2 separate regions of the Homo sapiens genome follow, and region 2 is linked to region 1. Evidence: chromatin loops called from intact Hi-C (ENCODE). Cell type or tissue: Caco-2. All regions are shown on one strand. Each heading gives the region's core, and the rest is flanking DNA. Links, peaks and the distances in the headings are about the cores only. Region 1 overlaps GOT1-DT (GOT1 divergent transcript). Region 2 overlaps ENTPD7 (ectonucleoside triphosphate diphosphohydrolase 7).

Region 1 (15,522 bases), core at 455-5,454:
ACTGCCTCCTTGCTGAATGGATAATTCAAGCAAACAACTCAAGAGCTGGATGCTGCCCAGACAGGTAGGCAGCCAGATAAAGTGAGTGTCCAGGGAAAGAGCAGTAAGGGTCAGAAGAGAAAGAGCCTGGTGTTCTCACTGCCTCCTGCCTTCCTTATGACTGTCTGTTCAGAAGTCCTCCTAGCATCTTTCTTCTGCCTTCCCCTGCTCCTGTCCCTGAAACCTTTTCTTCAAAAGAAGTGGAAAAGAGGAACTGGGAACCCATATAGCAACAGCATCACCTGGAATGAATTCCTTTAGAACATACTGTCTTGGAAATCTGAAGCCTGCAGGGCTGGACAGGCAAGAAGAGCAGTGAGCACTGCATGAACCTGTAAGTAAATCTGCATGTGGATGGTGTTTTGGGTTTTTTTCAGACAGAGCCTTACTCTGTTGCATAGGCTGGAGTGCAGTGGCACGATCTTGGCTCACTGCAACCTCTGCCTCCTGGGCTCAGGTGATTGTCCCACCTCAACCTCTCAAGTAGCTGGGACCACAGGTGTGCACCAACATGCGCAGCTAATTTTTGTAGAGATGGGGTTTCGCCGTGTTGGCCAAGCTGGTCTCGAACTCCTGGGCCAAGCAATCGGCCTCCCAAAGTGTTGAGATTACAGGCGTGAGCTACTGCACCAGGCCACACATGCTTATTTTACTCAGTCTTGCCCCTGAATACCCGAAGGTCTAAACTTAGGAAAAAGTCAGGGGAGGGATGAGTTTGTCATTCTTTGGAGTCGTTATATTTGGGTGAGTGCTGGCACTATGGGTAGGATATTATTTAGAAGCTGAGTTGTGTGCTGAGCAAATGTTTCTTTAAAAACCAAAGCCGTATGAGATCTGTTATAGAGGCACAGTGTGGCTAAATAGTGTGCGATAAGATAAGCATAGGGCTCCTGAGGTGTTGCTGTTCTCCCACTGTAATGAGTTTACTCTTCTTCCTAAGGAAAGTGATCCTTTATCACCTCTCCTCTCAAATTCACTGGCTTGTTTCGTGAGTGTGCCTTCATGGAATCATGTCTCCTTCTCTTCCCTCAGTTCTCTCCTTCCCTCCCTTACGTATGACTCCTCCCATAATCCGCACACATGGATTGAACCAAGTGAGGGTATTTTTCTGTTTCCTACCTCATAGAAGGGCATAGAGTGGACACGGTCTAAGGTTAGTTCCTGAACTGAGTACCCACATATGCAGAACTTTATTTAAAGCTGCTGAAATCTTTGTATAACAGATAGATCAATAGGACTGAAAACTACTGATGGTTTTACTTACTTGTTGAACGTGACTAAGTTCCATGGCACCATTTAGAAATTGTGTTGTATAGTTTTCGTATGTTGCTTAAGAAACAGTTTAGCATAATGGTTAAAAGCATGGCCTCTGGAACTAGATTGCCTCTGTATGCCTCAGTTTCCTCATCTGGGAATAATAATAGTTCTACCTCATGGGATTGCTATGAGGATTAAATGATTTAATTTAATTAAATGATTTCATACAAAACTGAATTGTACTTGACACTTAGTACTCAGGTATTAACTGGGACCGTTATTATCATCACAGATGTTGTTTACAAGCACTTGCCTTTGAGATTTGTTTAGCTTTTTTATTAAATTACTAGCGGTATACTAGAACAGTACGTAGGCTGGGGCCTGGAGTCAAATTCTAGCTTTGCCTCTTATAGTTTTGAAACTTTGAGTAAATTACTTGATGTGTCTGAGTTTTAATATTCTTATATGTAATTTACTTTTAAAAAGAATTTTGCTTAGTGTTGATATACACACATTTAACACAGTTATAGAAATTATTGTTTTTACTATTGTCATATGAGGAAATTCGTCCCTGGGTTGCTGTAGGGTGCTAATGGTTAGGCAAACTCTCTTTGAAGTCTGCCTGATCTGGCCCCTTGCAGGCATGTACTCCGAAATATTTTTCAAATGGAAAAGAAAACAGAGAACACAATTTTCAAAATATCTAGAGCCCTCCAAGAAGTCTTTGTAGAGATCTATAAAATCTCAAGGCAATTTAAAGGTAATAAGACAACTTTATTAATAATTAATTAAAATGTAAATGTTAATGATAGCCCTTTGTATAGCTATATTATCTTTTTCTGAAGAATAGAAAAATGTTTTAGAAACACTATTCTCTCCACATCCTGGGGCAGCAGCCTTCTCCAAAGAAACAGAAAGAAGGAAATGGATTGCCTTAGCAAAAAAACAAATGAAGACACTCCAAATAACAGAAGAATGGGAAGGCTACAGACCTTGAAGTCAGAAGAAAATTTCCTCTCCTTGCCCCGTTTCTCCTTAAATGGATCACCAGTACAGTCTCTTACTTCTAGAGCCATGTTAAGCTTTCTTCCCCAAAGTTGTAATGTCCTTCTTTTGGTTGTGTCGTGTCCTAAAATCCTACTCTTTGGTACAAGATGAAGGTATATGAAGAGATAATGAAGGAAACAAATTCAATGTGTTTGCCAAGAACACAGTCTTTTAAATAACTCTTAAAGGGTTCGTTTAAAACAGTGTAATAAATTGTGGTAATCTAGTACACAAAGCTAGTAGGAACCTCGTTTATTAATAATATTTCAACATTGAGCAGTAGAGGGCAGCACTATCCTTCTTTTGCAAAATGTTGAGCACTCTTGAGAAGGAAAATAAAGGCAAAGCTCCTGACCCCTGTGTCTGTGTTTACTTTTACCATTAAAAAAAAACAAAAAATTGGAGTATTTTTATTATGGTTTAGGTGATTATGTATAAAGAATGTCAGAGCCTGCATTACCTGGAAGTGGTGCACCAGGTAATGCAAAAAACACGGAAGGTTTGAGGTCCCCCACTCAGGATATGGGTTCTGTCTAGTAAAGATAAACAGTAGCTTGACCCTGGGTAATCAGATAGGGTTATTGTATGAACAGACCTAATGCTCCTGCACGTTCTGGATAGAAGTCAATCTACTGAAATAGCAGGATGTAGTTTTAAAAAATGTGTGTAACTCATATAGTCTTAGCCCTGATAAGTGCTTCTAAATTCTTATTCACTGCCTTTATTCTGCTGTGTTAGTGTTGCTCTCTGTCATACGTGGGTCAGGTCAGAACTAGCTCAAATACAGTATGTGTATTATGACTTTAAGGAGTGGTGTCAGACAAGATGGGTAAAGAATGTCTTTCATGGGACTGCAGTTGGCTAAATGGCTGTGTATAAGTAGTGAAATTGAAGCCTTGTATGCTCGTCGTCATTCTATCACAGTATGATTTGAGTTTCCCTAACCGGTAAACAGCAAGAAAAAATGATCTGTTATTTTTTACTAAAGTTACTTGATGCTCTTTAGCAAGCTGACAGAATAATTCTAATTTTAGCAAATACAAAACCATGGTAATCCTAGCACATTTGGATTCTGTTTAACCCTGAAAACTCTTTTGGCAGCAAATCTTCAATGCCAATTTAGATAAATCCCACTAGGAATAAGCACTGAAAGACGTTGAGTCTAGTTCCCAGCTCTGCCATGTGAAGTTGGGCAAATTACAGTCTCTGAGCTTTTATTTCATCTGTTAAATGGAGATAATACCTCCTAGATTTATTAAAAGGGTCAATTTAGAAAATATGTATTAAAATGGTTTGAAAGCCATTTAAGTACCTAATGAATATTTCTATCACTGTAGCCCAAAAAGATTCCTGCCTAGAAGACTTTATGTCTCTTCTCCTCATTTGGTATCATTCTATTGCCTGAGATTGTTAATTAACTTTTATGTATACTCAATATTTTCTCCCAACTTGGTTGCTAGTTCCTTGAGAACTGAAACCATCAATTGCACTTCTTGGTATCCTCCACAATAAGGTATCTAGGTACTCAAATATTTGTTGGTTGATTAAAAACATAAACCACAAGACATAATTAACTCTTTTTAAAATTGTGGTAAAAAAACATGTATTTACCATCTTAATCATTTTTAAGTATACTGTATATTAGTGTTTACTATATGCACATTGTTGTGCAACACATCTCTAGGACTTTTTCATCCAGAATTCTTTTTTTTTGAGACAGAGTCTTGCTGTGTCGCCCAAGCTGGAGTTCAGTGGCACCATCCTGGCTCACTGCAACTGCTGCCTCCCAGGTTCAAGTGATTCTCCTGCCTCAGCCTCCCGAGTAGCTGGGATTACATGTGCCTGCCACCACGCCTGGCAAGTTTTTGTATTTTTAGTAGAAATGGTGTTTTACCATGTTGGCCAAGACTGGCCTAGAACTCCAGACCTCAAGTGATCCACCCGCCTCAGCAGCCCAAAGTGGTGGGATTACAGGCATGAGCAACTGTGCCTGGCCTAGCCATTTTCTATAAACCTGAAAATAGATGCCAGAAAAGAAGGTGCCGCTATAAAATGCTTTCTTGAGTGATTTATGTCTAACATACAATTAAACATTTATGAGAAGGAAATTATCAGGTTAAAATATAAACTCACTTGCCAATTATTTGATTTTCAGGATATCTGACTTTTGTTAATTACTGAAAATAAAGTATTATTTCTAATCACTATTGGTATCACAATAGCATTTTTATTTGGCCGGTATGTGTGAGGCCTGGAGTATGACGGGAAACTGTCCTAGAAAAGGCCCTTGCATTGGCTGTAGAGAGTTCTGGAACTCTCAAGATGGCAAGATTGTATTTAACTCTTTTAAAAACAATGCACCTTTTCAAGCACAGATTTTCATCTGATGTTGTGACCGTCAATTATGTCAGATTTGTTTGATATATTAAAAAATTGGTTTCTCCTTTGCACAAAATAAATTATAGATGGATATAAGATTTAAATATTTTAAACAATATAGGGAAAATAATATATTTGAAACATAGTATTAGGGTAGAATAGACTTTCCTAATCATGGCACAATCTCAGAAGCTATAAAGAAAATAATTGACTTTGCATGGCTATAGACACCATAAATAAATATGTGATAACATGGAAGAATATTTGCAACATGCTTATTAGTCACATCTGTTATATAGTCAGAGCTTCATTGTATTGGTGGAAAAATTAGGATATAAAGAAATTCAGAAAAGAATAAATACAAATAACCAGTAAACATGTCCAAAATCATCCTCATTATAAAATTGAAACCACGCTGATTTATCAATGTTTACCCATTAGACTGACAAACATTTTAAATGTTCAAAAAATAGTGTTGAGGGAAAAGAGCAATGACATGCACTATTGGGGAGACTGTCAATGAATAAAGCCTTTTCTTGTATTTTGGTAATAACAGTCAAAATGCACATAATACCATTTGACCAAGCAATTTCTCCTCTAGGAATCTATCCTAAAGAAATTTATACAAGTTTTCAAAGATAGGTATGTAGGCATACAGTTATGCATTGTAGCTTTGCTTTAACAGAAAAAGAGTAAACACATGTATTATTTTTGTAGCCTAAAAAAAAATCAAGTTTTCATTGAAAATAAAAATGACAGGTTTGAAGCAGGACAGTGGCCATGGAAGTCGAATCCACTAAGGCGTGTGTAACAAGTCACCTGCTGAGTCAACAAAAATAAATAAAAATTTTTTAAAAACAGGCTTGAGAGACACTTCACAGGAATAGAAAATTTAGATAGTTTCTAACAATGACAATGAAGTAGGACAGGAAAAAGTAATTCTCCAAAGCAAAGTATGTATGTGTGTAGTAACTTAAAACTTCAGATACTATGAGAAACTATTTTTAAATAAAGAACAATGTGGTGTGCTACAGTTTAGAGTTGATCTGGAAATCTGGGGAGCTATTGATGCTCCTTAGTTAATAAATTAGTGATTTTTAAAAATATGAATCCCCATTATCCGTAGCAAACTAACGCAGGAACAGAAAACCAAATACTGCCAAATACTGCATGTTCTCATAAGTGGGGCTGAATGATGAAGAACACATGGATACATGAAGGGGAATAACACACACTGGGGCCTGTCAGGGGTGGGAGTAGGAGGAAGGAGGGCATCAGAAAGAACAGCTAATGGATGCTTGGCTGAATAGCTAGGTGACAGGATGATCTATGCAGCAAACCACCACGGCACACATTTACCTATGTAACAAACCTGCACATCCTGCACATGTACTCCTGAACTTGAGAATTGAAGAAAAAAAATGAATCCCACAATTCTGTATCCAAAGACCGAGAACAGCTCCTGACATCGAACAGACAATAAATATTGGCTGAAGGAATGAATGAGGATATTTGCATCCGAGTTTTAATTAGAATAGATGTAAAATTGCCTAATGATTATTACTTGTTCTGCAACAAGTGTTTAATAGATACTAGTTCACTACTTATACGTGTCTAACACATCACAAAGGTTTATTTAAAAGAATTTATATAGTGCTTATTATATGTTGGGTACTGTTCTAAGTTCTTCACAAACACTAACTCATTCAAGTTGTATAAGTGAAGCAGGTGGTCTAATTATTCCATTTAACAGATGAGGCAATTGAGGCAAAGAGCAATTAAGTAACTTGCCCACGATGGCACAGCTAGACAATGGTGGGGATATGAACACAGTCTGCCTCCAGGGTCACTTCTCCATGGTGCCATATTGCATCCCACACGGTAAAAACTTACTAAATGTAAGAATGCATAAAGTGTTACTGTTTTTGAAATTATATTATGCTTTTGCCCCAGAAAGTCAGAATATTTGATATCAAATCATGTCTAAAAATCATTCCCACAACTTCCCTTTGAGGTAGAGCATATTTCTAAAATCATGTTTTAGTGTATTACTGGTTTAATAGTTGTGTTTAAAAAGAACATGGGAGGTCATTGTTCCTATGATAAAATCACTGTATTTGTTTTTTGACATCATATTCATTTCCATGACAACACTTCCAAGTTCCAAACACAGAAACATCTTGCTCTAGAAATGGAAGAGGCATAGGGCCTACAGAGAATTACATAACAATGTCAAAATTGTTTAAAGGGGTAAGGTTGTTTGTGTGTATTTTAATCTTTTGCATAACTAAAGCAATGAGTCTCCAACTTTTTCAATCAGGAATCTTTTTTTTGTATCTAAGCTTTGTAGGCTTTTTTGTTTTAAGATGGAGTCTCTGTTGCCAGGCTGGAGTGCAGTGGCATGATCATAGCTTATCACAGCCTCAAATTCCTGGGCAAAAGCAATCCTTCCACCTCAGCCTCCCAAGTAGCTGGAATTATAAGCACAACCCACCCTGCTGGCTAGTTTTTGTTTTTTGTTTGTTTTTGTTTTTGAGATGGAGTTTTGCTCTTGTTGCCCCGGCTAGAGTGCAATGGCATGATCTCGGCTCACCTCAATCTCCACCTCCTGGGTTCAGGTGATTCTCCTGCCTCAGCCTCCCAAGTAGCTGGGATCACAGGCATGCGCCACCACACCCGGCTAATTTTGTATTTTTAGTAGACAGGGTTTCTCCATGTTGGTCAGGCTGGTCTCGAACTCCCAACCTCAGGTGATCTGCCCACCTCAGCCTCCCAAAGTGCTGGGATTACAGGCCTGAGCCACCGCGCCCAGCCAGTTTTTATTTTAACCTTAGTTTAACTCCATTCCATAACAATACCAGTGTTTCTTTTTTTCATGATTCATTCATTCATTCATTCATTCATTCCATAAATATTTATTGACCACCTACTATGCGCCAGCATTGCACTAGGTGCTAAGAATAACATGATGAACAAAAAGACAAAATCCCTTTCTTCACGGATTGAAATCTAATGGGGAAACAGATAATAACAGTATTGCACAAATGAAATACTAAGATTACTAAACTGTAGCCATATCTGAGTGCTACATATCTTAATAATCTGAGATTACTAAATTACAGCCATGGTAAGTGCCACATATCTTCATGGAAAAAGTCCATGAAAGCATAAAATAGAGGGAATTAATCTAGTTGAGGCCAGTTCTTTCCCCCTCAGAATCTTCCATCCAGCATGGATAGCATTCCACTTCTAATTCCTACCCCAGCTATACCTCTTAGACCTTACAGTTTGCACATACGACAAAGTTCTGGAGTCCATGTTGGCAGCCAATGTTTTTAAGAGAAAATGGCCCATTAAAAATAATATTTTTAATTTATCGTCTTGTCATTTTATTATTGCTTCTAGCTTTTTTCCCAAAAGGCAAAAACATCACTTTAAAAATCTAATTTGCATTCATAAGATATAAGTACTTTTATCTTTGTGTTTCTGTTGGGAAATGTGAAGAATAAGACATTTCCTGTAAGAATAACATAGATCTTTATCAAGTTAAAGGAAGACACAAATATCAAGAGAAGGTAGAACCAGAAACATCTATTTGTGTTTGTTATTCTTATACTACATAGGACAAGAATCTCTAAAGGTTAAAAGGAAAACATACTGGCACTGCCCAAAGAGGACAGCTCTGTCATTGGTGGTACGTGGACATCCCCAAGTGACACGCAGCATCTCCTTCATGTGTGATGGGCATGGGGGCCAGAGCTAGGCTGCAAAGTCTCCTCTGGAAGACCGTTGTGTCAAAAGAGCAGGTGATGGGCATAGACAGGTCAAGCTCAGAGCTGGGGCCTCTGGTTCCCCCAAGGGAGGATTGGGCTGTGAGTGAGGCATGGAAAGCAGTGCGATGAGAACTAAAGGGTCCATGAACCCCATCAGGATCCCCCAGAAGGGAAGGTTATATATAGTCAGAGGCAAGAAACAATATTGGAAAAGTTTCAGAATTATAGATGGTGTGACAACCAATAGCTTAGAATGCCTTTAATGTCATATTCAGGACATGCCCCTGTTTAAGGCAATGGACCCTAAGATGAAGGACACCCTTGCTTAACTGATGTAGAGGAAGGGCCTCTTTGTCTCCCACCCTTCCCCACCCTGTATTTCCTTCTCCTTTCACCTCTTTGTTATGGCAAGTATTTATCATTTCGATGACACATAGTTTCTTCCAGGGAATTTCCTTCTCCCTTGTATTGAGCTGACTTTTATCTAGGTGCTCTAATCAAAGATCGGTCCTCAGACCAGCAGTATAGCGCCACCCAGGCGCTTGTTAGAAATGCAAAATCTCAGGCCCCACCCTGGGCCTACTAAATCAGGATCTGCATTTTAAGATGATCCTCAGATTTTTCCCAAGCACAATAAATAAAGAAGCATCATTTTACTCCCATGAGCTTCCTGGACTGTAAAATGGACAAGGCCGTTCCTGACCCACCCTGCTTACAGCTTTGAAGGGAAGATGCTCTGAGATTTAAAAAAAAATTATTATTATTATTATTATTAGTTTTTGGCTGGGTGAGGTGGCTCATGCCTGTAATCCCAGCATTTTGGGAGGCTGAGATGGGCGGATCACAAGGTCAAGAGATCGAGACCATCCTGGCCAACATGGTGAAACCCCATCTCTACTAAAAATACAAAAATTAGCTGGGCATGGTGGCACACACCTGTAGTCCCAGCTACTTGGGGGGCTGAGGCAGGAGAATCACTTGAACCTGGGAGGCAGAGGTTGCAGTGAGCCGAGATTGCGCCACTGCACTCCAGCTTGGTGACAGAGTGAGACTCCATCTCAAAAAAAAAAAAAAATTAAAAAAAGAAAGCATTTTCAAAAGATAAAAGTGCAATAGAATTATTAAATATAAAATTTATTTGCACCTGGACAACTTGACTTATTCAAACTTTTTAAGAGTAAATTAAAGATTAATCAATGACTATTTGTTTCCATAATTGGTTATATTAAATATTATCTTGAAATGTTCTAGAGTTCTGTTTTATTTTGTTTAGATCAATGATTCTTAATCCTTGCTGCACTTCAGAATTTTCTAAATTTTTCTGAAAATCCAGAGCCTGAGCCCTATTCCCAAAAGATTCTGATTCAGTGGAAGTGAATCTTAACATACTGTCAGAGTTGAAAACCATTGATAGAGATGAGTCCTGAGATGAGGAGAGTTAGATCCATTGTGTAATAAGCAAACATAGAAATGCTAAGGGACTAAAAATTGCTTGAAAAATATGGCTTGAGCTTTGCCACTGACCCTGCAAGGCTACCTCCAGGAATCTGTCCTGCCAAAATATGTGTACAAGGAGGTATATGCCTGAAGGCTCATGGCAACATTGTTTGTAATAACAAACATAATGGAAACAGTTTTAACGTCCACCAATTAGTGAGTGATTACATAAGTAGGGCACATCCATATGATGCAATACTGCACTGTTAAAATTAATGAGGCAGACCTATATGTACTGCTGTGGAAACATCTCCAAGATATATACTATTAAGTAAAACAAAACGCACAATACGTGATATATGAACTCATTTATGTAAAAGCTATGTGCATATATACATGCACATATACATAAACGTCTAGAAAGATTATTGAAGGACATGTACCAAATTGTTGACAGTGGTTACATCTGGGAATAGGAATGGAAGGGAAAGGGACATTTTGCTGTGTAAACCTCTAAACATTTTACAACAAAAACATATTCATGCACTGCTTGCATAACTATTCAAAACATATTCCAGGGCTGTCAGCTGTCATACCATCTATAATCCTGGATAATAGACTATTTAAACTATTATTTTAATATTACAATTTTGAGTGAATAATTATATAATAAATAATATAGTGGTTGACAAAAAAACAAAGCAAATCTAAATATAAACTCAAAACAAAAGCTCCTAGGACACGCAGGGCTTTTGTTATGGAGCCTGTCACTTCTTGACCCTAAGATGGCTGGAACTGTGTTTCCCTGACTTCTCTGGATACCCTCCCTATCCAACGTTATGCTTGGCATTGACTCTAACAGCCTCTCTGCTCCCTTGGAAAACTCACCCAGGCAAGCACTGTACTTCTAGAAGAATCTTGATGTCAGTACTTTGTAAATCCTTCCTCGGCCCAGCCCTAAAAATCACCGGGTACAGACAGCCATCTACAACTCAGCCTCGCTGAGGGTTAGGTCGCCTCCATTTCAGGCAAGTGAGAAAAGTACACTGACTAAGCTGCAGGAGAAGGGATCTGCATCCTGTCTAGGGAGAAATCCTCGAAGTCTGCTGTGATAGCTCTTCCTCTTTGAAATGGTGATTAAGCATTGGAAGTGCATAATGAGAGAAACTACTTATAAATCTGTGCCTCTCAGCTCCAGGCCACTTCTTTTTCTGTAGGAGAAAATCAAGGATTTTGCCCTAATGGCATTGGAACAAAGTCAGGGCTGAGGCAGGCCGACAGAGAGGGAGGCTTCCAGCCCGTGGCGGCCCTGCTGACAGCTCGTTAGGAACTGTCCCTCTCCAGCTCCTGTTTCATTTCTTCAAGTTACAAAGCCTGACAAAGTTTGATGGGAAAACCAAGGCGGTAATGTCCCCCGCGGCAGCCGAGGCCCTGCTCATCCGTCTTTGTTTGACAGATACAGAGAGTAGATGTCACCTACAAAACATTTCACTCACCTCAACCAAATGTGCCGGGATGGCCCTGTCGCCCTCAAAGGACCCAACAGGAAGAATCCAGACCAAGGCTCATCTACCATAATTGAGATTTCTCGCAAAAGAAAATCATTTTTAACAAGACAGTTCCTGCAAACCAAATGCTCATTCATGTTCTCCTCAGAAAAGTACATATAATGCCTAATAATTCAAAGAAAGTTATACTTTGATTTACAAACATCTCTTCCCGGCTACATCCTCCAGCTGGTCTTTGAGGGCTGGCAACCATTTAAGATCTGAGAAGTCAGTCTGAGGTTCCACGCAGAGGGCCTGGGACTCTGATTTTGCTGGATTTTCAGGAAGGGGAGTGTAATGAAACAAAAATGCCTCTCCACTCCAGAAAGCAGAGGCTGAGATGCATTGGTATCTCAAGGTCTCTTCAACTCAGCCTCTGTCAGTGGTTCTCCAATCTTATAATCTTAACATACCTCAGAAAAATCTGTGAAGCAGACTTTTAAAATGATGTTTAAAAACATGTTTTTTTTTTGGTTTGTTTGTTTGTTTGTTTTTGAGGTGGAGTCTCGCTCTGTTGCCTAGGCTGGAGTGCAGTGGCACGATCTCAGCTCACTGCAAGCTCCGCCTCCCAGGTTCACGCCATTCTCTTGCCTCAGCCTCCCGAGTAGCTGGGACTACAGGTGCCTGCCACCATGCCTGGCTGATTTTTTGTATTTTTTAGTGGAGACGGGGTTTCACCATGTTAGCCAGGATGGTCTTGATCTCCTGACCTCGTGATCCGCTCACCTTGGCCTTCCAAAGTGCTGGGATTACAGGCGTGAGCCACCGTGCCCAGCCTAAAAAGATGTTTAAAATACAGATCCTGATTCAGAAGATCTGGAGCAGGGCCAAGGAATAGGCATTTTTAACAAACTCTCTAGGTGAGTCTGGCTGCAGGTAATCCTGGGGCCCCTTTGAGAAGCAATGCTACTATCTGCAGCTGCCCAGGGCAGCACCTCTAGCCAGGGTTCCTAAGAGCACCCTCAAGAAGCACCTCTTGGGGCAGCTCCCCTCCCCACTGGCTGCCAAGCCCAGACTTGGTTCTCAGCAGCTGTTCCTGTTAAAGGTAGAGCCAGTTCATCTTCAGGGTTCTTCTGAAGATAACAACAGTCCCCAGAGACCACTCCCTGAAGCAGAAGCACCTCCCAGAGACCACCCAGTGCCAACTTCTCAGATGCCCATCTGGAAGGTAACTCCCAATAAAGTCCCTGCTGAGCCCGATGCTGCCACATGACTTTGTCATAGTAGCTGCTGATTTTAGCCAATTGCTTTTTATTAGCTGTTAAGAACTAAAATTTGAAACCAGAGTTCAACTCTTAACCATTATATCACCTTGCTCATATTCATAATAACAGTAATTGATACAACAATTATTATGGGACTATTAAGTGCTAGTATTAGGGGTTATGCTCTAAGCATACAGTGACAAACAAGACAAATACAATTGGTCTTCCCAATCTACAGGTTCCCCATCCATGAATTCAATCAACTGCTGATTGAAAATATCTGAGACAAAAAAAATTAAAAATTACAATTAAAATATAGCAATACAGTATAGCAACCATCTATATAGAATTTATATTGTATTAAGCATTATAAGTAATTAAAGATGATTTAAAGTAGATGAGAGAATGTGCATGGGCCACATGTAAATACTATGCCATTTTATATAAGGGCCTTGAACATCTCCATATTTTGGTATCTGCAGGGGTCCTGGAACCAGTTCCCCCCAGATACCAAGGGACTCACAACTGTCTGGCTTTCATGGTGATAACAATCTTGAGAGCAATCCAAATGTATAAATGAACCATTCAGTGCAGTGTGAGGAGAGCAGTTCTAGGAAATTGCTAGGTTAGGTGCTAACACACTAGCCTAGACAAGGAGGATCAAGAGGGGTTTCTCAGAAAAAGTGAGGTCTAAGCTGAGATCTAAATATGGGCACAAATTAGCCAACACAAAAGCAGGAGAAAGGGGGCTCACAGCTGAGGATACAGCAGTTGCAAAGCCCCAGAGTTAAGAGAGCATATAACATGGTCAAAGAACTGAAAAGTGATTTGGTATGATTAGAGTGGAGAGGAAAGAGAGGTTTCAGCAACAAGACTGAAAAGGTACACTGGATGGGAAGGGTGTGTGGGATGGCAGGGGGATGAAGGGAAGTTGGTCAATGGATATAGACTTACAGTTAGAAGAATTAAGTCCTAATATTCAGTTGCAGAGTAGGGTGACTATAGTTAGCAACAATGTATTGTATATTTCAAAATAGCTGAAAGCCAGGACTTGAAATGTTCCCAACACTTACAAATGATAAATACTCCTGACTTCTTATGCATTCCATGCATGTAACAAAATATCACATGTACCCCATAAATATGTAAAATATTTTGTATCAAGATACACTGGACCCAGATTTAGAAGCACCCTATAAAACACCTTAAAGGGTTTTACTATGTGTCTATGGAGATTCATTAGGTATTAGTCAAAGCATGTAGCTGAGGAGATTTGGCCTGAGCCAATGTGTGCCATGCGCATGCAGTGGGAACTGAAGCTATGGGAAGATGACATTACCAAGGAAAGACCAAAGAGGGCCTCGGCCAGCAGCCTGGGATGTGCCAGCATTTCAGGAATGGAAAGAGAAGGAAGAGTCCCCAAAAGAGACTCAGAGAGGTAGTAAGAAAACATGAGAGGTGACAATGTGCCCCAAATCACAAAGCTAGTAAGTGGCAAACTTAGAATTCAAAACATCTCTAACATTCCAGAGCCATGCTCTGGACCTCAACACCTCTTAAATACTGTTTTCCCTTGCTGCTTAAAATTACAGTTGATATAAAATTTTACTTATACATATTTTTCTAGGAATTCATTTATACAACAAAAAAATCGTCAAGGCATTTGTTGAGTGCATCCTTGAGTTGCATTAGGAAGCAAACTTGTGAAACCTGCCTCTAGCTGCCTCCACATCTCTCCCCTGGTGTGCCTTGCCATGTCTTCAGTTTGGATATGCTTTCGTTCCCCCTAGGAGTGTCCCCTAGGGGATAACCACGTACAGTCCCTTGACAAATGCTTAGGATTTATCTCCAGAAGTGCTCCCACAGGTGCAAAAGGCACCCACAATTCTCCAAGGAGCAAACCAAACAGTAGTAATGAACATGTTCCTTACAACATGTGTGTCTTCTCCAAAAGAAAGATCAATGAATGCTCTGGTTGTTTCTATTGTTTATTGTTTTATCAAAACAATAAATGCTCATTCTAAATAAAACAAGTGTAGGATATATAACATTTCACAAGTATATAAAGCAAAAATAAGTTATTAAATTCCCCTGTCTCCCCCAACCTATTACCTGTAACCCCATTACCAGAAATATCCATGGCAAACAATTTGGTATATATATATATACACACACATATATATATATATATACATATATACACACACACTCACATATACACATACATATATACAAATACTTTTTAAATTGAAAGGATTCTATTATCTATATTGCTCTGAGACTTGCTTCTTAAACTATATAATGATCAAACTTTTTATATCTGTGTATATAGCTTTACCAACTTAATTTTTTCCACATACCAGCCCACGGTATGAAGGCACCATTACTTCTTTAACCAGTCTTTTACTGATGACCATTTGTATTGTTTCTGGGTTTTCTTGGCCTGCTTTGATTCCACAGAGTGTGAGGGGGCCCAGAAGAACATTATTTTGGGCTAAACTCTAAACTAAGCATTTTTTGGAATTTGACATTTTTTGTACTTACCTTTTCTCCCTCTTTGAGCTTGTTGGATGTTTCTCTCCTGCTGGTCCCTCCTAATCTTGCTGTTGCCTGATTTAAGGTATGTTTGTTGTTTTAAAGATTTCCTTATAGAGTCTAGGACTCTTTGGGGGATGTAAGTTCAGCAAATAAACAAACTATTGTCCTAACTTTACATTCTTATTTTAGAGGATTTCAGGAGCACAGGAAGAAGTTCTTCTGTTAACTGGGAATCGGCTTAAAAACCTAAAGTCATGTTTGAACTGTGCTTTTCATTTCCCTCTAAAGAGCATCCTAGCT
Region 2 (15,522 bases), core at 6,500-11,499, 260 kb after region 1:
CTACAACAGATAAGGGGTTTCAAAATGAACAAAAAATATATCCATAATGCCATTTTTAAATTTAATAGAATTAACAATTTCTAATATCATACAATACGTATCTAATACCCTATCCAGGTATAGATTTTCCTGATTTTCTCAAGAATGTTTATTCGTAGTGGGCTTGTTCAAATCAGAATCTGAACAAGGGTCATGCATTGCATTTGATTAATATGTCTCTTTAGTCTCTTTTAATCTATAATTGTTAACCTTACCACCTCACTCCCCTGCCTTTAAAAGCAAGAAAAAATTGGATCACCTGGTAGAAAGAATTTGCCACATGCTAGATTTGATTGACTGCATCTTTGTGGGGTTAACATGTTTTCTTTAACATGTTTCTTATCCCCTCATATGTCCTTTAAACTGGAGGTCAGATATAGATGTTTGATTAGACTCAGATTCAATTCCATCTGCAAGACTAAATCATAGAAGGCGCTGTGTGTTTTCCACTACTCACATCAGGAGTTTTGTAATGTCTGGTTGACTCACTTTTTGTCATGCTCAGACTGATCAGGTATTGAGAGTTCAAGTATTATCAGCCTGATCTAACTTAGTATTAAAATTCCTTATCTGCCTTTCATGGAATTGTGGTAATAGCCAATTGTGATCATTGCTTGGACATGTTTTTCATTAGAGATTGCAAAATGGTGATATTTCTAATTCTGTCATTCCTTCTGCATTTAACAGCTAGAATTTTTATGTAATGAACTTTTCTTGATCAACTCTTTGGTTACCCTGACATATAGTTCTTATGGGAAAGACAGAATAAATCCTTGATTCTTTTTATTTATCACATTTCTGAATAATGAGTTGGTGTCTAGCAACTTCCAAAGGTAACCAGTGAAAAAAAAGTTTTAATTATTATTATGAACTCATGGATTTTAATATATTAGATGCATTAGAGCCCATCACATTATTAGTATTTTAAGGAGCATCTTTAGGTTGGCTGCTGTATCCTTTTAATATGACCCCAATACTCTTTTATATTCCCCTTGCTATCTGGTACAGCAATGTATTCCAGGGTCATCTTGTATACTTTCTACCCTAGACCTGGCATTGGCCTGTTTTTAAAAGAGCCCTGGTTTCTTTTAGTAAAAGATGGTATTTAGAGATTATTGGTCCAGATACCACAGGTGGTCATTACTCCTGGGATATCATTGCTTCTAGGCCTTTCAGTGAACACAGCTAGGAAATATGTATTTTTTAGAAAGAGAAAAATAAATGAGTTCATAGTCATATTTCTGACTCATATGTAAGATTATAGGGTGCTATTAATTTATTTGATTTTTATACCTATATCCTTTTTGTTCTGTTATGCTGAATCTTTGTTCCTAAAGATATTGACATAAACATTTATTTGTTTTATTCCACAATATGTTTCATAATTTTTTTTTTTTTTTTGAGACAGTCTTGCTCTGTCACCCAGGCTGGAGTGCAGTGGTGCAATCTCGGCTCACTACAACCTCCGCCTGTCGGGTTCAAGCGATTCTCCTGCCTCAGCCCCCTGAGTAGTTGGGATTACAGGTGTGCAGCACCATGCCCGGCTAATTTTTGTGTTTTAGTAGAGACAGGGTTTCACCATGTTGGTCAGGCTGGTCTCGAACTCCTGACCTTGTGATCTGCCTGCCTCAGTCTCCCTTCATAATTTTTAAATAATAAAACCAACAATATTGTTAACAAGACTACTGCGATGTAGCTTAAGATATTTGTTTCTTTTGTCCTTAGGCTATATCCTACTAGGGATACGTAGTCAAAATGTCATGTTTAAGTAATTCACAAGAATTATTCTTTGTGTAATATATAGTTGATTCAGTTAGTATACTTGTTTGCTTTCTTTTTTTTATTTTGAGACAGGTTCTCTGTCACTGAGGCTAGAGTTTAGTGGTGCGATAATAGCTCACTGCAGCCTCAAACTCTTGGGCACAAATGATCCTCTGGCCTCAGCCTCCTGAGTAGCTGGGACTACAGGTGTGCACCACCATGCCCAGCTAATTAAAAAAAATTTTTTTTTTTTATGAGAGTGTCTCACTATGTTGCCTAGGCTGGTCTTGAACTCCTCGGCTCACATAATCCTCCCACCTTGGCCTCCCAGTGTTTTGGGATTACAGGTGTGAGCCATGGCACCTGCCTGCTTTCAAATTTTCAAGGGATTGCTGTTTTGGGGGTTTGACTTAATTTTATTTTTTAATTACTAGGGCCTTTTTGTTCTCTTATTTATTTCAGAATCAGATGCTGAGGCTACCCAGGAATTGGCAGCAGGACGGAGAAGGACAGTAGGGATACTGGATATGGGAGGAGCCTCTCTCCAAATTGCTTATGAAGTTCCTACCTCAACCTCTGTCCTTCCTGCAAAGCAGGTACTTTACCTTTTAGGGAAATTTAGTTGCTAGGAATGCTAGTATTTGAGAAGGAAGGACACTGTCTTTGGACTTAGACCAACCTACCTGGCTCTAAATATTTGTTCAGATACTTGCTAGCTTGCGTTATCTTGAGTAGGTTACCTCTCTGAGCCTCAGCTTCCTCCTGTGTGAAAAAGGAATAATAATAGTATCTACCTCATAAAGTTATGAGGATGAAATAATACCATGTTTGTAAAGCATTTAGCAAACTGTCCAGCATAAGTGTTCAATACATTTTAACAATTATAACTATACTAGGTATCTCCTGCCATTGCTGAGGATAAACATGATAATGCATTTACATTCTGGAGCACAGTATTTGATACATATCTATTGTTCAATAAATGTTATTCCCTTTCCCCTTACTGATGATTCCATTCTGGGCCTTCTAATAATCCTTACCCCACTAGAATGTAAAGAATGTATTTTGAGGGAGAAGTTTCATCCTACACAGACACTTTTTGTACAGCCATTATGTACACCTATTATGTACACCCATTATGTGCAAGGAATAGACAATATTATGTACAAGGAATAGACATGTGAGTTACACTGTCCCTAAAAACTTATAATTTATCTGTCAGTGGAGACAGCTTGTGATATCAGGGAGACTGTAGCAGTGCTTAACTTGATCTAAACCAGGGCTTCTCATCGTTGGCACTCTTGACATTTTGGGTCAGATAATTCTTTGTCATCAGGGGTTATCCCATGCATCATATGATATCTCTTGCCTATACCAGATGTCAGTAACAACCCTCCCCCTTCCAGTTGTGACAATCAAAAGTGTCTCCAGACATTACCAGATGTGTGGGGCAGGGTGGAAATTGCCCATCATTGAGAACATCTGGTTTAAACAGAGAGCTGTGGCAATATGGGGACTGGCAGCCAACTTAGCTTGCAAAGTTGAATGGGAGCCATTCTTGCTTCATGGAAGGTAAAGTATTTACCTGGGCCTTGGATGAGAGTAGGCTTTTTTTTTTTTGCAGAGTGGAGGCTGAGGGAAGGCCACCTGCATGGAGGGAACACTATATACAAAGGCACAGAAAAAGCAGCACAGAGGCCAGAATGTCCAGGGAATGACGAATAGCCTTTTGCAGTATAGGATTTTCAGGTGTGCTAGTAGTTAAGACTGGGAAGATAAGATGGAGCTAAATCATGAGCAGTATTGAGTGCTATCATAAGGGGACTGGCTTTTATTTCCATAGATAGTGGAAAACCACCAAAAGTTTTTGAGTAAGGCAGTCACATGGGCCTCAGTTTCATTTATAAAATAATTAAACTGTGAAGGTCCTTCTCAGCTCTGAATTTTGTGATGATGTCAGTTGTGTGACTGTGATCTGATCTTTTTGTAGTGAAAAAATTTTTGTGTCAGTAGGAGAAAGAATATAGGTCACGGAACCTTGAGTGAGAAGTAATAAAGGGCTGAGTTAGACAAAGTAAGTGGAAATGAAAGGGAGGGGACAGATTTCAGGGGATAGTTTGGAGTGAAAACCCAATGTAATTGAGCGATTGATTGTGGTAGTGTGAGTAGGGTGGGAGGATGGCCAGCAGTGCTGAGGATCTATCCTAGATAACCAGAAGACTGAGGAACCCAGTAACTGAGAGAAGAGCAACAGGGGTAAGGGCAGGGGTGATATTAAGCAAACAGTATTGTCCTGAGAGATCTGGATGAGAGCGTCTATCTGGTCTTCTAGTTCAGAAGTTGTAAAACTAATGACTTCAATTTTGGATATATTGAGTTTAAGATACCCAAGGAACATATATGTCAGAATATCCACAGGACTGTTGGAAATGTGAGTTTAGCAGTCAGCAGAGAATTTCATGCTGGGGTTGGAAATGTGGGGGACTAACTAGGTTGTGATACTTTTTAGTCTATATTCGTTAGTATGTATTTAACAGGTAAAACGAAGGCATGGATCTGATACTAAGAAATAGGTGACAAGCGGGACTGGGGCTTCAAGTCTTAAAGAAATGACTTTTGTGTGTGTGCAGATTTAGAAAGGAACATGGTTATGGAAAGCAACACTGGTACGGAATGCATACTTGCAAGCAACAAATTAGATTTACATATAGCAGGCCGGGCACGGTGGCTGACGCCTGTAATCCCAGCACTTTGGGAAGCCAAGGCGGGTGGATCACCTGAGGTCAGGAGTTTAGGACCAGTCTGGCCAACATGGTGAAACCCCGTCTCTACTAAAAATACAAAAATTAGCTGGGCAGGGTGGGCAGGCACCTCTAACCCTGCTACTCAGGAGGCTGAGGCAGGAGAATCGCTTGAACCTGGGAGGCAGAAGTTGCAGTGAGCCAAGATCGCACCACTGCATTCCAGCCTGGGTGACAGAGTGAGACCCCATCTCAAAAAAAAAAAAAATAGTAACTACACATAGCAATATAATGGCTCTTCAAGATGAATCTTAGTGCTTGGTAAAAATGAAAGAAACTGTGAGACAATGGCATTTAAAACATTTTAAATAATCCTGAATGCCTAATATATTTTTTTGTACAACTCACAAAGTTATGTACATTCACAAAGTTGTGCAGCCACCACTATTGAATTCCAGAACATTTCATCGCCCCAAAAAGAAACCCCATATTCACTCCCCACTCATTTCCCATTAGCAGTCACTCCTCATTCTCTCCTCTCCCTACCCCTGACAACTATTCATCTACTTTCTCTCTCCAGTGGATTTGCCTATTCCGGACATTTTGTATAAATGAAATCATACAATATGTGGTGTTTTATGTCTGGCTTCTTTTATTTAGCAAAATGTTTTCAAGGTTCAGCCATCTCGTGGTATGGGTATTTCATTCCTTTTTAATGGCTAAACAGCATTCCATTGTATGACCAACCATGCTGTATTTTGTTTATCCATTTATCAGCTGATGAACATTTCAGTGGTTTTCCCTTTTTGGCTATTATGCACAGTGCTGCTGTGAACATTCATATACACATTTTTCTATGTACATAAGTTTTTTTGTTTTTTTTTTTTTTTGAGATGGGGTTTCACTCTTGTCACTCAGGCTGGAGTGCCATGGCACGATCTCGGCTCACTGCAACCTCTGCCTCCCAGGTTCAAGCGATTCTCCTGCCTCAGCCTCCTGAGTAGCTGGGATTACAGGCACCCACCACCATGCCTGGCTAATTTTTGTATTTTTAGTAGAGACGGAGTTTCACCATGTTGGCCAGGCTGGTCTCGAACTCCTGGCCTCAAGTGATCCACCCTCCTTGGCCTCCCAAAGTGCTGGGATTATAGGCATGAGCCACCATGCCCACCCCAGTTTTTGGATCTCTTGGTATGTACCTTGGAGTGAAATTGCAGGGCACAATGGTATTTTTCACAAATTAAAAAGAAATACATTCAAAACAAGAATCCTCATTTTATAATAATACATATATACAAAAATTATACATAACACATTAGAATGGTTGCCCATGGCAGAGAATGGAATGAGATTAAGTATGAAGATAAAAGAGAATAAATAAATAAAGCAAAAGAGAGGCTTTGCCATGATAATGTGGAATGAGCTGAGGAATATGATTAATTCAGCCTCTGCCCTTGAGGTTCAAGAAAAAAATATAGCACCTTTTCATTGGCGGTACAATAAAATTGAACTTTCCCAATCCCCAAACCTGTCATAAGGAACCTTAGGGCTTCTTGGATAATGTTAGAAAAGGCCACAGAACCGGGCACAGTGGCTCACACCTGTAATCCCAGCACTTTGGGAGGCTGAGAAGGGCTGATCATGAGGTCAAGAGATCGAGAACATCCTGGCCAACATGGTGAAACCCGTCTCCACTAAAAATACAAAAATTAGCTGGGCATGGTGGCACGTGCCTGTAGTCCCAACTACTCAGGAGGCTGAGGCAGCAGAATTGCTTGAACCCGGGAGGCGGAGGTTGCAGTGAGCCGAGAGCATGCCACTGCACTCCAGCCTGGTGACACAGTGAGACTCTGTCTCAAAAAAAAAAAGAAAAGAAAAAGAAAAGGCCACAGAATAGATCTTATGATGATCCACAGAGTTCCTTAAATTTATTTTTATTAAAGGATGTTTTCCTATTAAAATAACACATTCCCATTGAGGGAATTGGAAAATACAGAAAAATACATGTGAGAAAATGATATCTGTAGTAATTCTACCTCCTATATAACTACAGATAGTGTTTTGGGTTTCTAATTTCATATTTAGTTCTTAATTTAGTGTCTAATTTGTACCTTTTAGTGCAGTCTTGTCATTTTGTGTCTTTGTTTAAAATAATGCTATGAGGATGAAAGAATGCTTAAGATGTTTTAAAGAGTAGTCATAGAAATGAAGCCTCGTGTATTAGCAATGTCATAGCTTTCTAGAAGGCAACCAAAACTAAAATTCCCTTTTTCTCTTGGTATTGTATTATAGGAAGAAGCTGCCAAGATCCTGCTGGCTGAGTTCAACCTGGGCTGTGATGTGCAACACACTGAACACGTGTACAGGGTTTATGTCACAACTTTTCTGGGTTTCGGAGGCAACTTTGCCCGGCAGCGCTACGAAGACCTTGTTCTGAATGAAACTCTTAACAAAAACAGGTACATTTGATATGGGATCTGAGTTTCTGAAATATAATGTCAGGCTGCAGATATTAGGGAGAAATACTCACATCCTCCTAAGACAGATAAGTCCCTGCTTCCTCCTTCTTTCTGACTACCCCTGCCAATGGGGTAGCATCTCTTAAAGACCTCTATTAGCAGTCCCACTCTGGGTGAGGGTGCATTCTGATCTTTGTTATTAGGACTCATAAAGTACAGTAGCTTATTGTGATCTCTTGCTGTTTCCCATATTCAGACCTAACATCATGGGAAAAGGGAGATGAATTAAATTGCCAGTTTAAAATGTACAATATATAGTGTAGCTGCTAGCAGTTCCTTCTGCATGGAAGTGTTCAAGACATGTTTGTTGAATTACAGTGCAGTTGCATCTTTTGTGAGAGTTCAGTTCTGTAGTATGTCTAAAAGATAAAAAGCAAGCATAGTTAAAATTAACTTTTAAAATGGTCTCTCATCAAATTCATAATAGTCAGTTTTTCCTTTAGCATTGGACAGATCACAGATTCTTCATTTGAGTACCAGATGAAGTAGTTAGACCTTAATGTACAAACAGTGGTGGGATTTCTTGTTTCTTTTTTGTTTTTTAAGTCTGTAAAATTATTTATTTTATCATTAAGCACACTGAAGGAAAGCATAAGAGAAAGCAGAGTTCTTTTCCATCATTAAATTTACACAAAATTTTGGAATGAAACCAGTTTAAGTAATTGGGTGATTGATTGTGGTGGCGTAGGTAGGGCAGGGAGGATGGCCAGCAGTGCTGAGGGTCTAGCCTAGGTAACCAGAAGGGTGAGAAACCCAGTCACGGAGAGAAGGACCACAGATGAAAGGGCAGGGCTGATACTAAGCAAACAACACACTTACCTACGTATACTTAACCATTTAGCTACGAACACTAGCTTGAAGAAGTACTGGTATACCCCGTTTGTAATAATTTATCCACAGCAATCAATTATCTTATATTTACGGCATGTTGAAGAAAATATTGTCCCATAAGTCTATTTTGTTTTTGTAAGTCTTAGTCTCTAGGAGTTCAAGGTGCTTTGGGAGAATCCTGGTGCCCTGGATGATTGACTAATGCATTAAAATCAAGTGGTGTGTTTGTATTCTGAAAGTACTCCTAAATCTATACAAACATTGCTTGGGTTGAGGTGCTCAGATGTCTCCTGCAGGCACCATGATGTTTGAAGATCATTTGTTTTGAAAGTTTCACACCAGTTTTGGTTTTCCTTCTTCATTAGCTGCTGTGCTTCCTTTTCCATTTTCTTCTTTTGTTCTACTCCTTTCTTTTCTGTCTGCTGTTTTCTGCTGCCTCCAAACTACTTCTTGCCAGACTGCATCTTCTTCCCATGCGTTGGTATTTTCTTGCCAAGTAGCTAAGTCACCTACATCAGGTGACTGATGAGTAAAAGGCATATCTTGTGTAGCTGCCAGTCTATTAACCTATTTCCTGAGATGGCAAAATGATCATTGTCTCTTCTCAATAACAATTTTCTGAGTTTTCCTTACAGTTGGTGTCACATCCTTAAAATAGTCGGTTCCAGTTGTTGTAAAGTGTTCTGTTGTACTGCCTCATTCCATTCTCACCCTCGGTCTTTACACCTGTGGGCGCATCCTCATTCTAAGAAGTCCACTCTTCAACATCTGTCTGTTTAGGAACTGATGAATAATTAACTGCAATTGGCAAAGTTACTTGGACCCCAACTTAATTTCTGTCCTTGGACAGATCTTCATACTCATCATTTTGAGGAATGAGAATATGGTTGCTAGGCAAGTATAAACTCAAAATAACTGGACCTGTGTTACGGCCATGGTGGGAATCAAAGCTTTCCAGTCTTCTCCCCACTCAGAGGCTCCAGGCTCTGCAGGTGGCTTCCTGGAGCTGGTGCTGTGCCTGTTCTGTTCCAGCACTGCTCATTCAGAGGCAGGCATGGGCTCCATCACCATTGCCAGCCATTGCACATGGGCCACTGCCGTGGTCTGCTCTTCAGGAATCTCTCCCCACAGTCCTTCCCACCTCACCCCCTACCAGTTGTATTTTTAAACATTAGAACCACACTCCGCACGATAAGGTCCTTGCACTTTTAGGAGGTACGTGGGAATGAAGACCAGATGGAGAACAGCAGATTCACATCTCCAATTTCACTACAGACTAGGAAATACACATGTTGACTAAAATGTCGAACAGAATTGATCACCATATTCCTCTCTTTTTTTTCTAAATTTAACTTGCTGAAGTTAAATGTTTATGTGATGAAATTGCACTCCATCCTCGTTTCTAGAGATATCATGAAAACCAGTAGTAAGATATTTCTGATGCACATTGTGTTTCTTAGACTAGGTTGAATACAGGCATGACGTGTTTGTTTGTTTGTTTGTTTTTGTCATTGTGGCAGATTGCTTGGTCAGAAGACAGGTCTGAGTCCCGACAATCCATTTCTGGATCCCTGCCTGCCAGTGGGACTCACAGATGTGGTGGAGAGGAACAGCCAAGTCTTACATGTCCGAGGAAGAGGAGACTGGGTGTCTTGTGGGGCAATGCTGAGCCCCCTGCTGGCTCGCTCCAACACCAGCCAGGCCTCACTCAATGGCATATATCAATCGCCTATTGACTTCAACAACAGCGAGTTCTACGGCTTCTCTGAGTTTTTTTATTGTACAGAGGATGTGTTGCGCATTGGTGGCCGCTACCATGGGCCAACATTTGCCAAGGCTGCTCAGGTAAATTATTAATGATAAACATGGCTTATGCTGGCAGCAGCCATTTATTGAATGCCTCACTCTGTGCCAGGTGCTGTGCAAAGGGCTTTGCATACAGAATCTCACTTGTTCTTTGCAGGAGCCCTTTGAACACTCATTTTACAGATGAGGAAGTGGACAGAGAACTTAAGGATCTAGCTATGCTGTACTGCCTTCTAATTAACTAAATTTATTTTCCATGGATGTCATACCACCCAAATTATTACCCAGGCATAAAATTTTTGTGTTGGCTAATGGTTTTTCTTCCAACTTTCCAATAGTCTTGTTTAATGTTTATGCCCAAGAAATGTCACCTCCAGTATTTTTCCTCTTGCTAGCTATTTTCTGTTGTAATGTGCTTTTGGAGATGATATCACCCAGAGGGGCAAGCCCATCTTTCTTTTGGGTTGAGGTATTAAGAGGCAGAGTGGTATGGGGTCCCTGGGAATATTAGATGTTGTAAAAAGCAATGATGGTGGAAGTTTGTTTAGATTTAAAATAGAGGAGTAAAAATTCACTCTGAGCATATATAGGACTTAAGCATCATATAAGTTTAAATCATTGGTACCTGGACAGATGAAAGTTTAGCCAGCTTTCTATCATTTTCTGCTTTATTTAGGGCCATCTCTTTGAATTGTTGCGTGTCTCTATCTTTTTCATCAGAGAAACGAATGGGAGAATCTGTCCTCATATTTCTTTTTTTCTTGAGATGGGGTCTCGCTCTGTAGCCCAGGCTGGAGTGCATTGGCATGATCTCAGCTCACTGCAACCTCTGCCTTCCGGGTTCAAGTGATTCTCCTGCCTCAGCCTCCCGAGTAGCTGGGATTACAGATGCCCACCACCATGCCTGGCTAATTTTTATTATTTTTAATAGAGATGGGGTTTTGCCATGTTGGCCAGGCTGGTTTGGAACTCCTGGCCTCAGGTGATCTGCCCGCCTTGGCCCCCCAAAGTGCTGAGATTACAGGCGTGAGTCACCGTACCCAGCCTCTCCTCATATTTCCCTCCCTCCCTCCCTTCCCTCCTTCTTCCCTGCCTACCTTTCTCTTTCTTTCTTACAATTCTCTAGGGTTCTCTTAGTGTAAGGCTTCCAGCAAAATAATATCTGCAGTATCTGTACTGTTCTGTTCCCAAAAGACAGTCCTTAAGAAATACTGTGGGACACCTGGTTTGTATTTGCTCCTTTCTCTCCAGCCTCCAGGACGACCTTCACGCTCCCTGTTTTTCTGGAGCCCAGAGCTCCCTAACTATCCATGGCCTGACTCTTTCTCTTATCTCAAAACTTCTTCAAATTCTATTCCCTTGAACACCAAAAGGCTCAAGTTATTGGGCTTAACATATTATCTTTTCCAGGTAAAAGCGATTTTTTTCCCTTACCTTTTTAACTTTGACTCAAACGTTATCTTCCCAGAGCCACCTTCTGGGACCACTCTATCCAAAATGACAACGCTCCCCATATTACCTGTTGCCCTTTCCTGCTTTATTTTTCCCTGAGCATTTATGTTATCCAACGTACCGTGTGTGTGTGTGTGTGTGTATGTGTGTGTGTGTGTGTGTGTGTGTGTGTGTTTATTGTCTGTCTCCTACCACTAGAATGTAAGCTTCCTGAGGACAGGAATTTTTGTCTGTTTTATTTACTGCATGATTCCCTGGCATCTAGAACAGCACCTGGCACATAGCAGACATACAAACCAAAAGGAATGATTATTTTGGTGAGAATTACAACACCGAGGGAGGCCAATGACAGGTTTCTAACCATCCTCTTCCATCTGCTCTCCCTGCTCATGTCAGTCCTATGTGGAGTAGAATGAAACTATCTTTGTCTTTTGACGTTGCTATTTGTTAGTCCTAACCTCAGCCCCTCTGAAGCCTAAGAGGCTCAGAAGCCACATCAAGCTGGCTTGGTGCTAGACATGGGATGACGGGAATAAACAGGGGTATGACGCAGTGTTTAGTGAATGAACACACCATTTCTGTTTTCCTTTGTCAGCTGGTAGCCCACAAGTAACTTTAGAAATGGAACAGCTGTGACTGTGGGGAAGGTAGAGAGTTTGCCTCCAAATTCATGTTGCACTATTTCTCTGTGGTTGATCCAGGATTACTGTGGCATGGCTTGGTCGGTACTAACTCAGAGATTCAAGAATGGCCTCTTTTCATCACATGCAGATGAGCATCGACTCAAGTAAGTTACTTCCCTTTCCTCCTTAGATGTGGACTTAAAATCTAGATGGCAGATTATAATGGAGAGTGAGCAATAATGCAGATTAGATTTCATGTTGAGGGAGCATTTGATTATTCCAGACTTGATTTTCTCAGGGATAGGGGCCAAAATAGTGAGCCTATTATAGCAAAGCCAGAAGAAATCAGTGGTTACCAAACAGAGTTCTCAACAAGTGATTTGACAACAAAAGTGATTTTTTTTTTTTTTTGAGACAGAGTCTCACTTTGTTGCCCAGGCTGGAGTGCAGTGGCATGATCTTAGCTCACTGCAACCTCCGCCTCCTGGGTTCCAGCGATTCTCCTGCCTCAGCCCCCCAAGTAGCTGGGACTATAGGCACGTGCCACCATGCCTGGCCAATTTTTGTATTTTTTTGTAGAGACGGGGTTTCGCAATGTTGCCAGGCTGGTCTTGAACTCCTGAGCTCAAGTGATCCGCCTGCCTCGCCCTCCCAGAGTGCTAGGATTACAGGTATGAGCCACCGGGCCCGGCCAAAAGTGATTTTTTTTTTAACTTTGTATTATAGATAATATCAAACATATAGAAAAGTAGAGAGAATAGCAACATAAACCCTCATGTAACTATCACACAGCTTCAACAAATAACATTTTGCCAGTATGGTTCATTGGTCCTTTCATTTTTAAATGTTTTAGTTAAAAATTGTTTAAAATTGCCGGGCATGGTGGCTCACACCTGTAATCCTAGTGCTTTGGGAGGCTGAGGTGGGTGGATCACCTGAGTTCAGGAGTTCAAGACCAGCCTGGCTAACATGGCGAAACCCTGTCTCCACTAAAAATACAAAAATTAGCAGGGTTTGGTGGCAGGTGCCTGTAATCCCAGCTACTCGGGAGGCTGAGGCAGGGAGAATTGCTTGAACCCAGGAGGTGGAGGTTGTAGTGAGCTGAGATCGCGCCACTGCACTCCAGCGTGGGTGACAGAGTGAGACTCTGTCTCAAAAAAAAACAAAAATTGTTTTAACATAAACAAAACTAGAATAGTGTAATCAACTCCTGTGTACCTGTCACCCTGCTTTCCTACTAACATTTATCAGCTCCTGGCCCATCTTGTTTTTATCTGTTTTCCCATCCACAATCCCCCTCTTACTTCAACTGGGTTGTTTTGAAGCTAATCCCAAACATCCTATAATTACATTTGTAGATATTTTAATATGCTCTCTGAAGATAGGGACTCTTAAAAAAAAGAAAAAGAAAAACACAGCCACAGTATCATTATTGCCTTTGTGGTAAACACAAGATAAGTAGGCTGACTTAGAAATAACCCACTTAGAGGTGAGGAAGGTGAAGCGGGAGGAGGTAGGTCTTTTAATAACTTGTGGGAATACGGAGTGGCTTATTGCAAAGGAAAGTATTAGAATTCTTTTCTCTTTTTTTAAAATTTAATTATTTTTGTCACACAGATATCAGTGTTTTAAATCGGCTTGGATGTACCAAGTCTTACATGAAGGATTCCACTTTCCCTATGACTACCCAAACCTGCGGACAGCCCAGCTGGTGTATGACCGAGAGGTTCAGTGGACGCTGGGAGCCATTCTATATAAAACACGATTCTTACCACTCAGGTAAAGTAAGACTGACCAATCTGGTATCTTGAGCTCAGAGGATATCAGTTGATGCCTCAGAATCGGTTTCTTTCTTTTTTTTTTTAACCAGCTTAGAATAGGTCTTAAGTGACCTTCCTCTCTACCCCCTCACAAAAACAAACTCCTTTACTTCCATGTGAGCCACTGTTACTACCAGGCATGCTCGAACAGAAAGAAGGTTGAGCATTACTGGTCTGGAGTCTCAGCTTTGCTGTTTCAGAAATCCAGCTTTATTTGTTTACTCACAACAAACCAGTCTTTAGGACTGAGCTCTTACTAATCACTTCCAAGATACTGACAAGCTAAAATGTCATTCTTGGGTTACCCTGGAAAACACATCTGACTAAAGAACAGGGGTAGGATGTCTAGAGCAATCTTTCATAACATACAGAGGCACTCCAGACATTGTGTCATTGACTTAGAAGGCTTTTTGGTGGGTCAGAATTAGAATAAAGGACGTGAGATGTTTTTAGTGGGGCTACTTTCATCAAACTCTGGTAGCCTGATACCTTACTTTTATGTACTGTCAGATATTTGGGACAATTTTTAGGTACCTGTACCCTGGACTATTTCAGATAAACTCAGATGAATTTTGTATCTTTGATGTCTGTTCCTCTAAACTCAATACCGTCAGCAGCCAGGCAGGCGACAGAAGTGAGGGAAGTGGGCTAGGTGGGGGTTGCCCACAACTGGAGCATGTATCCCAGTTAATGGGCTGGTTACTGTCACACACAAGCACTGTCCCAGCATTTGCCAGTTCTCATCTGTCCAGAAAAGTCAGAAATCCATATTTTTTATGAAGTCTTTCAGTTTAGAGATTCGCATTCTAGAAGAACACTGCAGGTCAAACCAGACAAAACTAGATCTGGATCTGGACTGCTGAAGAGTGGCTTCTGTTCTAGCCAGGTGGACCATTACACTTGGTTTTCATATCGCCTTATTTTTATCTGACTGTAATACAGTTGATCAGGTAACAGCTTTATTTAGATATATCCTAGATCCTAAGGAAACATAGTACCTTTATTTTTTATTATTTTTTTGAGACAGGGTCTTGCTCTGTTGCCCAGGCTGAGTGTGGTGGCAGTGCCGTGTTCATAGCTCACTGCAACCTTGAACTCCTGGGCTCAAGTGATTCTCCTGCCTCAGCCTTCTGAGTAGCTGGGAATACAGGTGCTCGCCACCATGCCCAGCTAATTTTTTGATTTTTCTTTTGCAGAGATGGGGTCTTGTTATGTTGACCAGGCTGGTTTTGAACTCCTGGCTTCAAGCAATTCTCCTGGCCTGGCCTCCCAAAGTGCTTTGATTACAAGCATGTGCCACTGCACTTGGCTGCATAGCAACTTTAAAAAAAGGATTTAGACACACACACTCTGATTTCTTTATTGGATTCAGGGGATACCCTATTCTCATTAGTACTGTATTTATAAGCCATATTTTAAGACTTATGTTACAGGTGATCAATCTAGCCTTTCTGTTCATTTTTTGGGATTCAATTTCAAAGGCCTTCCCATCTTGGCTTAGATTCTGGAGGGTGTAAGCCTGGAGGTCCCTTCTGGGGGCCGTGGGAAGGAAGACACAGAAGGGCTCCTGGGGCGGGGGATGTTCTTCAGCTTTGCCTGCTCTGTGGAGCTGGTGTCATAAAATGTTTATGTGGATGGAATAAATGTGATAACACTACTGGGCCTTTCAAATCAGTAAATGTCTCCCTTTGAAACTTAACAGTTTTTTCCACCTACAAATTCTTAATTCTTCCCTAGGGATCTTCGGCAGGAAGGTGTCCGACAAGCCCATGGTAGCTGGTTCCGTCTCTCCTTTGTATACAACCACTATCTCTTCTTTGCCTGTATCCTGGTGGTGCTACTGGCCATCTTCCTATACCTTCTGCGGCTACGCCGAATTCACCACCGACAAACACGAGCCTCAGCTCCATTGGACTTGCTGTGGCTTGAA

The links. A loop is a pair of places that touch in the nucleus more often than their neighbours do. Peaks named below come from ENCODE experiments on the same cell type or tissue, not always from the same donor. Only the 100,000 strongest peaks of a DNase experiment are listed, where the experiment ranks them.
Region 2: it touches region 1 in a loop (3.0-fold over the local background); 6 of 110 quality-filtered maps call a loop at or near these places.

The regions. Positions count from the first base shown.
Region 1 is chr10:99,433,568-99,449,089 of GRCh38, forward strand. GOT1-DT (GOT1 divergent transcript) reads left to right here. Exons shown (of 5, transcript NR_183993.1): 2 at 1-64; 3 at 173-373. Among named protein-coding and RNA genes, the nearest start is that of GOT1-DT, 10 kb to the left of the region's middle. In Caco-2, for the core only: a CTCF peak has its summit at 2,626 (motif pointing right); no DNase peak of the experiment used is centred there.
Region 2 is chr10:99,689,123-99,704,644 of GRCh38, forward strand. ENTPD7 (ectonucleoside triphosphate diphosphohydrolase 7) reads left to right here. Exons shown (of 13, transcript NM_020354.5): 8 at 2,263-2,396; 9 at 6,834-7,000; 10 at 9,412-9,736; 11 at 11,851-11,936; 12 at 13,390-13,551; 13 at 15,330-15,522. It also overlaps a transcript of COX15 not described here and the pseudogene EBAG9P1. Among named protein-coding and RNA genes, the nearest start is that of COX15, 35 kb to the right of the region's middle. In Caco-2, for the core only: a CTCF peak has its summit at 9,500; no DNase peak of the experiment used is centred there.